Linked DNA regions of Homo sapiens: region 2 is linked to region 1. A link is a loop called in an ENCODE intact Hi-C map of the cell type or tissue named here. Cell type or tissue: left ventricle myocardium inferior. All regions are shown on one strand. Links, peaks and the distances in the headings refer to the core of each region. The heading gives the core; the rest is flanking DNA. Region 1 overlaps SLC2A9 (solute carrier family 2 member 9). Region 2 has its middle 33 kb from the start of DRD5.

Region 1 (5,380 bases), core at 76-5,075:
GGTAGAGACACTGTCTTGCTCATCCTTTTATCTTCAACTCCCAGCCCAGGGCTGGCACTGTGGCATAACACACACACACATATATATATATATAAAATTGCAATATATATATATTTGATTTTTGTCCCTAGTTTTTGGCCCAGATTTCTTAAAAGCCTTGGGATTTCTGGAGTAACAAGAGTGGCTTTTGTCATTTATAATGAACCCCTAATGTGGTGACTCAGGTGGGTCATTAGATGGTTTCAAGGCAGCGCTGGCCATGCTTGGAGGGTTGGAACCTTCAGCTCCATCTTCCAGCCTCTAAGGAAGGGAGAGGGGCTGCAGGCTGAGTTCAGTCACCAGTGGCCAGTGATGGAATCAATCATGCCTATATAATGGAGCCTCCATAGAAACGTCTAAATGATGGGGTTGAGGTGTTTCCCAGTTGGTAAACGCACTGAAGTGCTGGGAGGCTGGTGTATCCACAGAGGGCATGAAAGCTCCATGCCCCGTGATGCACCCCCATACCTTCTGTATGCCTCTCTTCCACTTGGCTGTTTCTGAGTTGCAGCCTCTATAATAAAGCTGTAATTGTAAGTAGGGCACTTTCCTGAGTTCTGGGAGTCATGCTAGCAAATAATTATCAAACCTGAGGGTAGCCTTGGGAACCCCTGAATTTGTAGTCAGCAGAGCAGAAGTGCCGGCTCCCTGGGACTCTGTTTTTGGTTGGTGTCTGAAGTGAGGGCAGTCTTGTGGGATTGAACCCTTTAACTCTTTCTGACACTCTGGGGAGGCAGTGTCAGAATTGAGCTGAATTGTTGGACACCCAGTTGTTGGTGGAGACAAATTGAAGAGGTGGTGTGGAAAACATGTGTTTGGTGTCAAAATACACACACACATTTGGTGTGAGCTGTGGTGGTAGAAAACACCACACACCACACAGTAGGAACTTAATGAGTATGTTTTGAATGAATTCATGAAAAATACAAGCATTTATTGAGTGCTGACCCACTGTCAGGCTGTGTGTTTGGATACAGGTGATAGAAACAAGGTTCTTGTCTTTGAAGCAGTCCCTGATGTTAGGAGGACTGACCAACCATGGCCATTGTAATGGGGTGGGGGTGGGGATACACTAGGAGTTAATCTAGGGGGCTGTGGGAGCCCAGAGGGGCGGGCTGTTTCTAAGAAAGTCTCAAGATGCAGTATGAGCTGACTTTTTGAAGATGAGAAGCCACACCTCAAATGGATGAATAAGGGTGGTTGTTGCAAGAGGGGAAATAGCACATGCAAAGGCTGAGACCATGAAGCGTGTGTGTGTGTGTGTATTTATGTGTGTATGTGTGTGTGTGTGTGTGTTTGTGCGTGTGGGGCAGGGGGCAGCTGCCTGTGGCTCCAGATGGCTGCAGTGCAGGGAGAATGCGGGATAGAGAGGGAGGGCAGGCAGGGCAGGCAGAGACGACCACATAGGTTCTGTCAAATGCTGATACGCCCCTGCAGTCTTTCCAGAGGGGTCCTTTTTCCAAGCAAGGTATGTGCTGAGGCATCTTCCATCAGGACCGCTCCATCTTCTGGGGTGCTCAGACCTTAATTCGCACCTTGATAATGGCAGTGGCCTTACCGCTCCATCTTGTTTGCATCTGTCCACTCCATTTAAACACAAACTCCCCATAGAGGACTTAACTTGGTGCCAGGCACAGAGTCAGGGCTTCATGTGATTTTTAAAACTGGAATTGACACATTTTGGCAACGATCTTCTTTTTTTAAAAGGTGAAGCTCTTTTATTTTGCCTCATTTATTAGACTTCCCTGCCACTGCCTTGGGGTTATGCACACAAATAAAATATGCAGCAGGAAACTGCCTCTCTTGTTTTCTTTCTTTGCTTTCACCTAATTTCAACTCCTTGTCAAGTCTTCTTACATCGACCTGTTCCTCACAGAAGCTGCCTCAGGCGGCCTCCTGGCCCTCTCCTGGGAGATCCATCCCTCTTCTTTAATCATGGAGAGCAGGCCCATGAGTCTCTCTGCCATTCAGCTCTGAGCATCTTCCTGCCACACTTTCCCGGGTGGCTCCCCTGGGGACTTGCTCTTCCCTGTCCACTTAGGAAGATGCAAGATGGTCTCATGGTCTAAGTGGCAGCTTTTCTTAGACAGGTAAGTTCCCTGAGGCTTTAAACTGTACACTCTCAATGTGAGTTTAAATGAAGCTTCTAAACCCTGGTCCATCTTGTGGCTAAAGTCATTGCTAGCCAGCGAGGCCCAGGTGCTGGGTCAACACAGGGGGTTGAAGATGGATTGAGGAAGCGGAGGGCAGGGGCTGACAGGTGATCTGGGATTGGGAGGTGCAGGTGGCCTTCCCTCCAGGGAGTCCCATAGACACTGATGGGGAGCCCAGCATTTAAAGCCCTGGAAATGCAGCATGTTCTACAGTCAAAAGAAAGCCACAGTTGCAAACACTTGGAACAGAATCAGGATCATTGCAAAAAGTCTTGGGAGGGCTTAGGAAAAAAAAAACAGAGAAGGCTAAGCTTAGTGATTTTTGGTTAGCAAAGAACTTCAGGCAGATATGCAGATGAGTCCAATCTGGCTTGTTTGTGTGCATGGGTGGGGAAGAAGGTCAACTTTTCACTCAGATACAATGCTGACATTTACCGTTTCTTCTGGGAAAACAGCTGTTATGGAAAAAGATAACTCGAGAAGCATTAAATCACACCATGAAACATACAGCTTTCTTGCCCTCATGACCTGCACTTATCATAGTGGCAATGCCCACACCTTTGCAGGGGTGGCACTGTCCCAGATAACTGCCCTGGGCTGGCTGCTCCAGGCCCCTGGCTGGTGTCTCTGCCTCCAGTTTCTTCTCACTGCAGGTCTGCCCTGTGAAATTCATGCACACAGACTCCCCAACAGACCTCTAGTGAGTTCCATAAAACCGCAAATCCTTAGTGCAACAGCCAAGACGCTCTGAGATTTGCTTCTAGCTTATCTCCTGACTCCTCCTCTGTGTCTCACCCTGCACTCCGGGGAGTGGTTCCTGACGAGCACTTAGCTGTCATCAGATGAGGCCTGAATATCAATGTTTGCTTTGGTTTTCTTTCTAAGCCACCAAGTGATGGTAATATATTCAGCCAGGGTTTAAAAACTGCTCTAGCCCAGTGGTTCTTGAACTTGGCTGCACCTTGGAATCATGCAGTGTTAGAAAATGCCAAGCCTGGGCCCTAGCCCTCCAAGATTATGTCTTGGTTGGCCTTCAGTGCAGCCTGAGCACCAGGGCTTTAAAAGCTTCCCAGGTGACTGAGCAATGTTTGAGCACCACTGCTGTGGCTCTGATGGTTTATTTAAGGTTCGTTTGACATGAACTTCTTCCTATATTCTGGCAGTGGCTGCTCTCACTGCCTGGAAATTCCTCCTTCCCTACCTCACCAGCTAGCCCTCTCCCAAGTTCCAAATTTCAGAGCTGAGGAACTATAGCAGGGGTTGACACATGTTTAAAATAAAAAGTTAGAAAGAAAATATATTAGGCTTTTCAGGCCACATGTGGTCCCTGGCATGCATTCTTTCTTTCCCCCTTTTAAAATGCAAAAGCCATTCTTTGCTGGTGGGTCACACAAACTAGGCCAGGGACCAAATCTGACCTGTGGACAATTGAATTGCCTGTTTTGTGAGGCAGTGGGTTCCCTGTCAATAGATGCAATCAAGCCATGGCTGAAGGAATTCCTGGCAGGGAAACCATGACTAGGACTTAAGCTTCTGATAAATGACTGAACTAGAACATCTTTACGGTCTTTTCCAAACTTGGGATGCCTTAATTCTAATTCATCTCAGCCCCTGGAAGGTTTCCTCATCTGCCAGATGACCTCCCTCCAGCGCTGAAGTCATTCCCATGTTGTGTTCCGCCTCAGTTAATTGTGAAGATCTGCATGTGTCAGCACAGACTTCATTTCAAAACCAAGTGCTATGATTTAGGTGTCTTTGAATTTAAGAGACAAAGACCAAAGATTGTTCTTGACCTCTGCATTGAGATAATACCTGAAGCAGGAATGGCTGGAACCATGAAAATCAACATGCTTTTAATTCATCCTCAGCCAAGCTGATCTGACAACTAGAAACAAAAGACAAAAGTATTTCTTTCCACATAGACACAAACAGGACTGATTTATGAGGATCAAGAGTAACCCCATCCTGGGAAGATAAAAGCAGGAGCCCCCTCCCCTTATCCTCAATTCTCTGTGTAGGCCATTTCTCCTTGGAATAGTTTTTAACCTTGCAAGTAAATTTCAAAATGGGCATAATTCCACTCAATCTTTAGCAAAGAGCTGAGGTTCTAGGACAAGATGGTGAAGATTTAAATCTAGCATTTGCCTCTTAGCTATGTGATTTGGGAAAAATTACTGGATCATTCTGAATATTGGTTTTTTCATCTATAAGAGGCCGAGGCAGGCGGATCACGAGGTCAGGTGATCGTGACCATCCTGGCTAACACAGTGAAACCCCATCTCTACTAAAAATACAAAAAAATTAGCCAGGCGTGATGGTGGACGCCTGCAGTCCCAGCTTCTTGGGAGGCTGAGGCAGGAGAATGGCGTGAACCCGGGAGGCGGAGCTTGCAGTGAGCTGAGATCGCGTCACTGCACTCCAGCCTGGGCAACAGAGTGAGACTCTGTCTCAAGAAAAAAAAAAAAAAAAAGGATTAGTTTGGGAAGGAAGGATTTAGCAGCTGATCTATAAACCATCTTCTATCCTCTAGGACAGACAGACAGAAACCAGGGAAATAAATGGCCGTGTCCATTCTCCACATAAACTTCCTACCCCAACCTCATGATGGTATTTATTAGCAGAACAATAAGGGAGAGTCCTTATATTCACAATGTTTTTAGTGGGCTATACCTGGTCTACTTAGATGGTAAGGTTTAGCTATGGGGCTAGCTTGCTGGAAAATGTCAGTGTTAGCTGAAAAATTATCTGAATATAAAATGCAGAAAATAGCTTCTTTCATGGAAGTGATGCATGTATGTCCTTTTTAGAGCCCTCATATGTTAAATCTGGACAACTATGCATCCTAATGTGGCAAAGAAGAACAGCAAGCTATCTACACACACACACACACACACACACATACACAGATTTGAAAATCTGACTCTATTATCTTATATTCACCTAGTATTTTTGTGAAAATTAAAGCACTTAGAACAGGGCCTGGAATAGAGTAAGTGATCAATAAAAGTTATTACCAGAGACTGGATTTGGGGACAGATGTGAATGTGCTATGGAAAGTCCAGGGTAGTGTGTAGAGGTGAATTTCTTATGTTTGTCGTGGAACGAAAACAGCATAGATTTTTAACACTTGGGTTCACATCCTAGCTCCAACACTCACTAGCTGTTTCTTATCAGGGGAGCCCCTAACC
Region 2 (5,380 bases), core at 164-5,163, 66 kb before region 1:
AGCCGGAAATGACATATCCAGTGTTCCCAACTTCCACTTAAAGTTATTTAATTAGAATTGTGTTAAATTCCAAGAAGAAAAAGAAATGGGCATTAAGAGAGTGTGAATATCCTATCCTGCAGTCTTGTTGTGAAAACCAAAGAGGATTATATGTGTGAAAATACTTAACATAGTTCCAGCATAAACATGTTTTTTTTTTTTTCCTCATGGTTTGAAACTATAAGCCCTTTCTAACATACCTGCTCTCATCACTAAAAATATCTGTCTTTAGATGTCCTTTCTGCATCTAGGTCTTGCATCTAGATGCAACATGCTCAATTTGCCAAATGCGTAGGTAGCTGAGAAGTGCCACATTTTAAAGACTGCTCTAAATTCAAGAGACACATAGTCATGGAACTGCTGGAGGTTTGGGCTTTCGACACACTCTGAAATACTGCCTCTCTCCTCACCACCCACACTTCCTGCTGATAATCCAAGTTTTTTTTTCTTTGCCTTTATTACTTCCAAGCTCTAGTTCTTGGCTGAGACAAACTGCAGTCCCCAAATGCTGTGATTTAATGAGAGGAAATTTACTCGACTTAATGTACAAATTTGCCAGGGGAAGTGATTTTGATAAGGATAATTACATTCACATCTTAGTGTAAATTATAGCAAATATCTTACACTGTGAGCAGCTGCTGAGTCCCTGTCACTCAGTGTGACCTCTGTTCTTTGGGTTTCATAACCAGCTAATGAATGTTTAGTGAAAGCAAAATGAGAAGGCTGATTATAATGATCTGAACTCCCAGAGCCTCAGCACTTATTCAAGTAAGAGGCAGTATCAGAATTGAGTTTTTTCTGCATAGACCTATGTTCAGCCATATATGGAAAATGTGGGGCAGGCGGGTTGCAGAAATATTTAGGAAGTGGTGTTGGTGTGATACTCATGGCTTTTCAGAGTCTAGACCAAAACCATCAACCAGTTTCATCTCTCATTTTTACTCTCATAGCCACCACACTTGTCCATACCAACAGTTTACTGTTCTCTGAATATTCCATTTACTTGTTCACTCCCATGTCTTCAGCCCTTGGTCTTGTATTTCTTTTTTCCCTCTTCGCAGTTTGATGAAATCCTAATCCTCACTGGAGATGCAGCTCACATCTGCATCTGCACCTGCCCTGGTCACCTGGAGCCACATTCATTCCCTTCACAAGGCACCCATCACATTCTCTTTATATATTTATGATGGTATTCATTTGTTCAGTAAACATGTAAGGAGCACTTATGAGGTGCCAGAAAAGTGGAACCCTAAGAAAAATCCAGTGTAGTTAAGGATCCCAGAGTCTATCATGGGAGATGTGCAAGTGAAAAATAATCACAACAATCCTAAAGCAGTGATAAATCCATCAATAAAAGTGAACACAGGCTTCTATGGAAGTCAAAAGGAAAGAATCTAGCACAGACTGGGGAGTCAGAGAAAGAATTCTAGAGGCAAGGGTGCCTCAGCATAGTAATTAAGAATGAATGGGCCAGGTGATGTGGCTCACACCTGTAATCCCAGCACTTTGAAAGGCTGAGGCAGGTGGATCACTTGAAGCCAGGAATTCAAGACCAGCCTGGCCAACAAGGTGAAACCCCATCTCTACTAAAAATACAAAAAAAGTAAAAATAAAAATAAAAAAGTAAAAAATAAAAATATAAAAAAGATCCAGGCGTGGTGGCACATGCCTGTAATCTCAACTACTTGGGAGGCTGAGGCAGGAGAATCGCTTGAACCTGAGAGGCGGAGGTTGCAGTGAGCCAAGATTGTGCCACTGCACTGCAGCCTGGGCAACAGAGTGAGACTCCATCGCAAAAATGAAAAAGAAATGGATAGAAGTTATCCAAGTAAAGAGGAGGAGAAGGACATTCTACACAGAGGAAACACTAGACTCATTCTGGCTATCAGTGGTTTGTCTTACCTACCATTTTCTCAACTTCTTGAAGGTAGGTATTTGTTTCAGCTATTTTTATATTCCAATTACCTAGCACAAGCATAAAGTAAATGCTCAAAAAACGTCTGGTAGATGAATGAATTAACCATTAATCCAGAGTATATTAATTCTGGTCTTGTTTGGGGATCCAAGAAGTGCTAAAAAACTCACTGAATGGTGAGAAAAACATGGCCAGAAACAGTGGGTCTGTAGTAGCCATCTATTGCTGTTTAACAAACCATGCCAAAAGTTGGTGGCTTAAAGCAACAATAATTTATTATTTGTCATGGTTCTGTGAATTGATTGTGTTCTTCTCTTCTTCTGTTACTTCCTCCTGGGCTCACTTGTATTTGACTGGAGGGTCACTTGGATCTGAGCTTAGGTGGGACAGTGGAGACACCTGGACTCTCCCTTTATGTGGTCTTTCATGCTCAAGAAGGCTGGATTGGGCTTCCTCATGTGATGACATCAGCATTCTGAGAGAAAGCGCTAGAGCAAAGGTGTTTATCAACTTCTGCTTGTATCGCATTTTCTGATGTCTCAGTGGTAAAAGAAAGTTGCACGGCTAAGAGACAATGCAGTAGAGGATTACACGTAGGCATGTACTGGGGGGCACAGTCCACCAAGACCACAAGGTTACTAGATGTCAAAGTGCCACGGTGAAAAGGATTAACAAATGTATGTGGTACATGCAGGTAGGGAAACAGATCAGAGTCATCACTCTGGAGACAGAGAGGTCCTGTGGTGTAGTGATAGGAACACTAAACTTGACTGGATTGGAAACTGGAAGAAGAGGGTTTGAATCACAGAAAATAACCCAATGATATTTACTTCATGGGTTGTCTCCAGCATCATACACAATAGTGTGAAAATATTTATGCAAACTTGAAGATAAATGAGCACTGCTAGGTGGAAAGCCCACGCCAGCACCAGGGAAAGCACCAGAACTCCAGCAAAGCTGCTGTGACTAGAGAATCCAAGACTAGGAATCCGTGCTCCTTTAACCTGGAGGCACCTGCGCCCCACAGATACAACTTGTCAAGTGTCTAAAGAATTGGGCTGACTTCACATATTCTCATTTGCCTTGTGCCCTTTCCTGTCATAACCTGCATGGATTGAGTTTAGGTTTATTCATGAGTAAGGGAAACCCAAGTAAGAGTAGCTTAAACTAGACAGAAGTTTTGACGGTCACAAGCACAGGGCAGAGGTAGGCAGATCACAGCTGTTACAGAAGCTCTGCTCCATGAAGTCCAGACCCAAGATCCTTAAAGTTCCCTGGCCTGTGCCGTTAGGGTGTGGCCTTCAGTTTCATGGATTAAGGAGGGTGGCCGGTGAGCCTGTCACTACATTTGCATGCTTCATTTGTTCCTCCCTCCAACAAAGGCAAATTTTCTGGTTCCTATGATGGACTAGAAAGAAAGTAAAAGGTGTTACATGTGTGGGATTAAAAGTCAGCCATCTTGGGATTCTGAAGGAAGAGAATCCTTCAGAGTTTTGAAGTCCTTCAAAATGTCTATAAAGAGCAGCAGCCAAGGTGTCTAAGCAAGGTAATGGCTAGTCTGGGTTAGGACAGTGTTTGAATCATGTAAAATAAAATCCAATAATATTTACTTTAAAATAAAAAATGAGGCCGGGCACGGTAGTTCACGCCTGTAATCCCAGCATTTTGGGAGGCCGAGGCAGGTGGATCACTTGAGGTCAGGAGTTTGAGACCAGCCTGGCCAATATGGTGAAACTCCATCTCTACTAAAAATACAAAAATTAGCCGGGCATGGTGGCACACGCCTGTAATCCCAGCTACTCAGGAGGCTGAGGCAGAAGGATCACTTGAGCCTGGAAGGCAGAGGCTGCAGTGAGCTGAAATTGCACCACTGCACTCCAGCCTGGGTAACAGAGCAAGACCCTGTCTCAAAACATAAATAAATAAATAAATAAATAAATAGAATTTCTAACATTTTCTTCTCACATCACAATAAAGCATCTTGTGCTCTGCTCACTCATTACCTGCTCTGGAGACAACTGCTCTAGGCTGTCTGTAATAGTTTTCTGCTGCTGCTGTAACTAATTTCTAAAAACTTATGGCTCGACAGAGAGGAGAACGGTGGTTTTCAGGAGATGAGGGAAGGGGAGAAATGGAAAGATGATAGTCAAAGGGTACAAAGTTTCAGTTATGCAGCATGAATAAGTTCTGGAGATCTCATGAACAGCATGGTGACTACAGTTTCAGGTACTGTATACCTGAAATTTGCCAAGAGGGTAGATTTTAAGTGTTCTCACCACACATAAAAAGAAAGGAAAATGGTAAATACATGAGGTGATGATATGTTAATTAGCTTGATTGTGGTGATGGTTTCATAACATATACTAATATCAAAACATTGAGTTCTACATCTTAGATGTATGCAATTTCAGATATACGAGTTCTACATCTTAAATGTCTAGCCCTTGTGACTCAGTTGATTATACTTCAATGTAGCTGAAAAAATGGAAATCTGGGTGATTTTCTCTTTTCATAAGTTTTCTGTAAGTGTGAAAGTATTTCAACACAAAAAGTTAAAAATTAAAAAAAAAACGATGACACGCACATACACCCTCTTAGTGGCTTAAAACAACAAAAATTTATTATCTTACAGTTCTGGGGATCAAAAATCCTAAAATCAAAGTGTTCATAGAGACGCAACACCTTGGAATCTTTAGGGGATAATACATTTCTTTTCCTTTTCCAGCTTCTACAAGCTGCCTGCTATCCTTGGCTCATGACCCCTTCCTCCGTCTTCAAGGCCAGCAGTGCAGCATCTTCAAATCTTTTTCTCTCTCTCTCATCTCTTCTTCTAGTATCACTTCCTTTCTGACTCTGACTCTGCCACCTCCCTTTTATAAGGACCTTTGTGTCCTTATGAGGACATTGGGTTTACCCAGTCATCCACGTTAATGACCCAAACTCAAGATCCTTACTTTAATCACATCAGCCAAGCCCCATTTGCCCTGTAAGTTAACATACTCGAAGGTTCTTAGGATTACGCCCTGGACATCTTTGAAGGGGCCATGATGCTGCCTGATATACTACCCATTCATTAACTCATTCATTCAATCAATGTTTGTCAGGCACCTTCTACGTATGTGCCAGGTACTATGTTGGCTGAATACAGTGGAGAATCAAACAGACAAGACTCCTGCCCTCCTGAAGCAGTTCTTCATTTTTCTAGATGAGCACCACTGATCCAGCCCAGAATGGGTCAACATATGCAATAATAGAAGAGGAATGTTTCATATGCTTAACATACATGCACAAACACATCCACTCACATAGTCACATTTGTATGAGTGTCCTCGTTACTGCAAATGTTTAAAACGTGTTTTAGAAACATTTTTTGTTCATGTAATGTCCACTCCGAGTCCTTTTGCTAAATGAATGGGACTTCATTAT

What was found. Hi-C counts contacts between places; a loop is a spot of excess contacts. Peaks named below come from ENCODE experiments on the same cell type or tissue, not always from the same donor. Only the 100,000 strongest peaks of a DNase experiment are listed, where the experiment ranks them.
Region 2: it touches region 1 in a loop (2.9-fold over the local background); 1 of 110 quality-filtered maps calls a loop at or near these places.

Annotation. Positions count from the first base shown.
Region 1 is chr4:9,878,067-9,883,446 of GRCh38, forward strand. All of the region lies in intron 10 of SLC2A9 (solute carrier family 2 member 9), which reads right to left. Among named protein-coding and RNA genes, the nearest start is that of DRD5, 99 kb to the left of the region's middle. In left ventricle myocardium inferior, for the core only: no CTCF peak of the experiment used is centred there; a DNase peak (open chromatin) is centred at 2,975; H3K27ac peaks cover 287 bases.
Region 2 is chr4:9,812,307-9,817,686 of GRCh38, forward strand. It overlaps a transcript of SLC2A9 not described here. Among named protein-coding and RNA genes, the nearest start is that of DRD5, 33 kb to the left of the region's middle. In left ventricle myocardium inferior, for the core only: no CTCF peak of the experiment used is centred there; no DNase peak of the experiment used is centred there.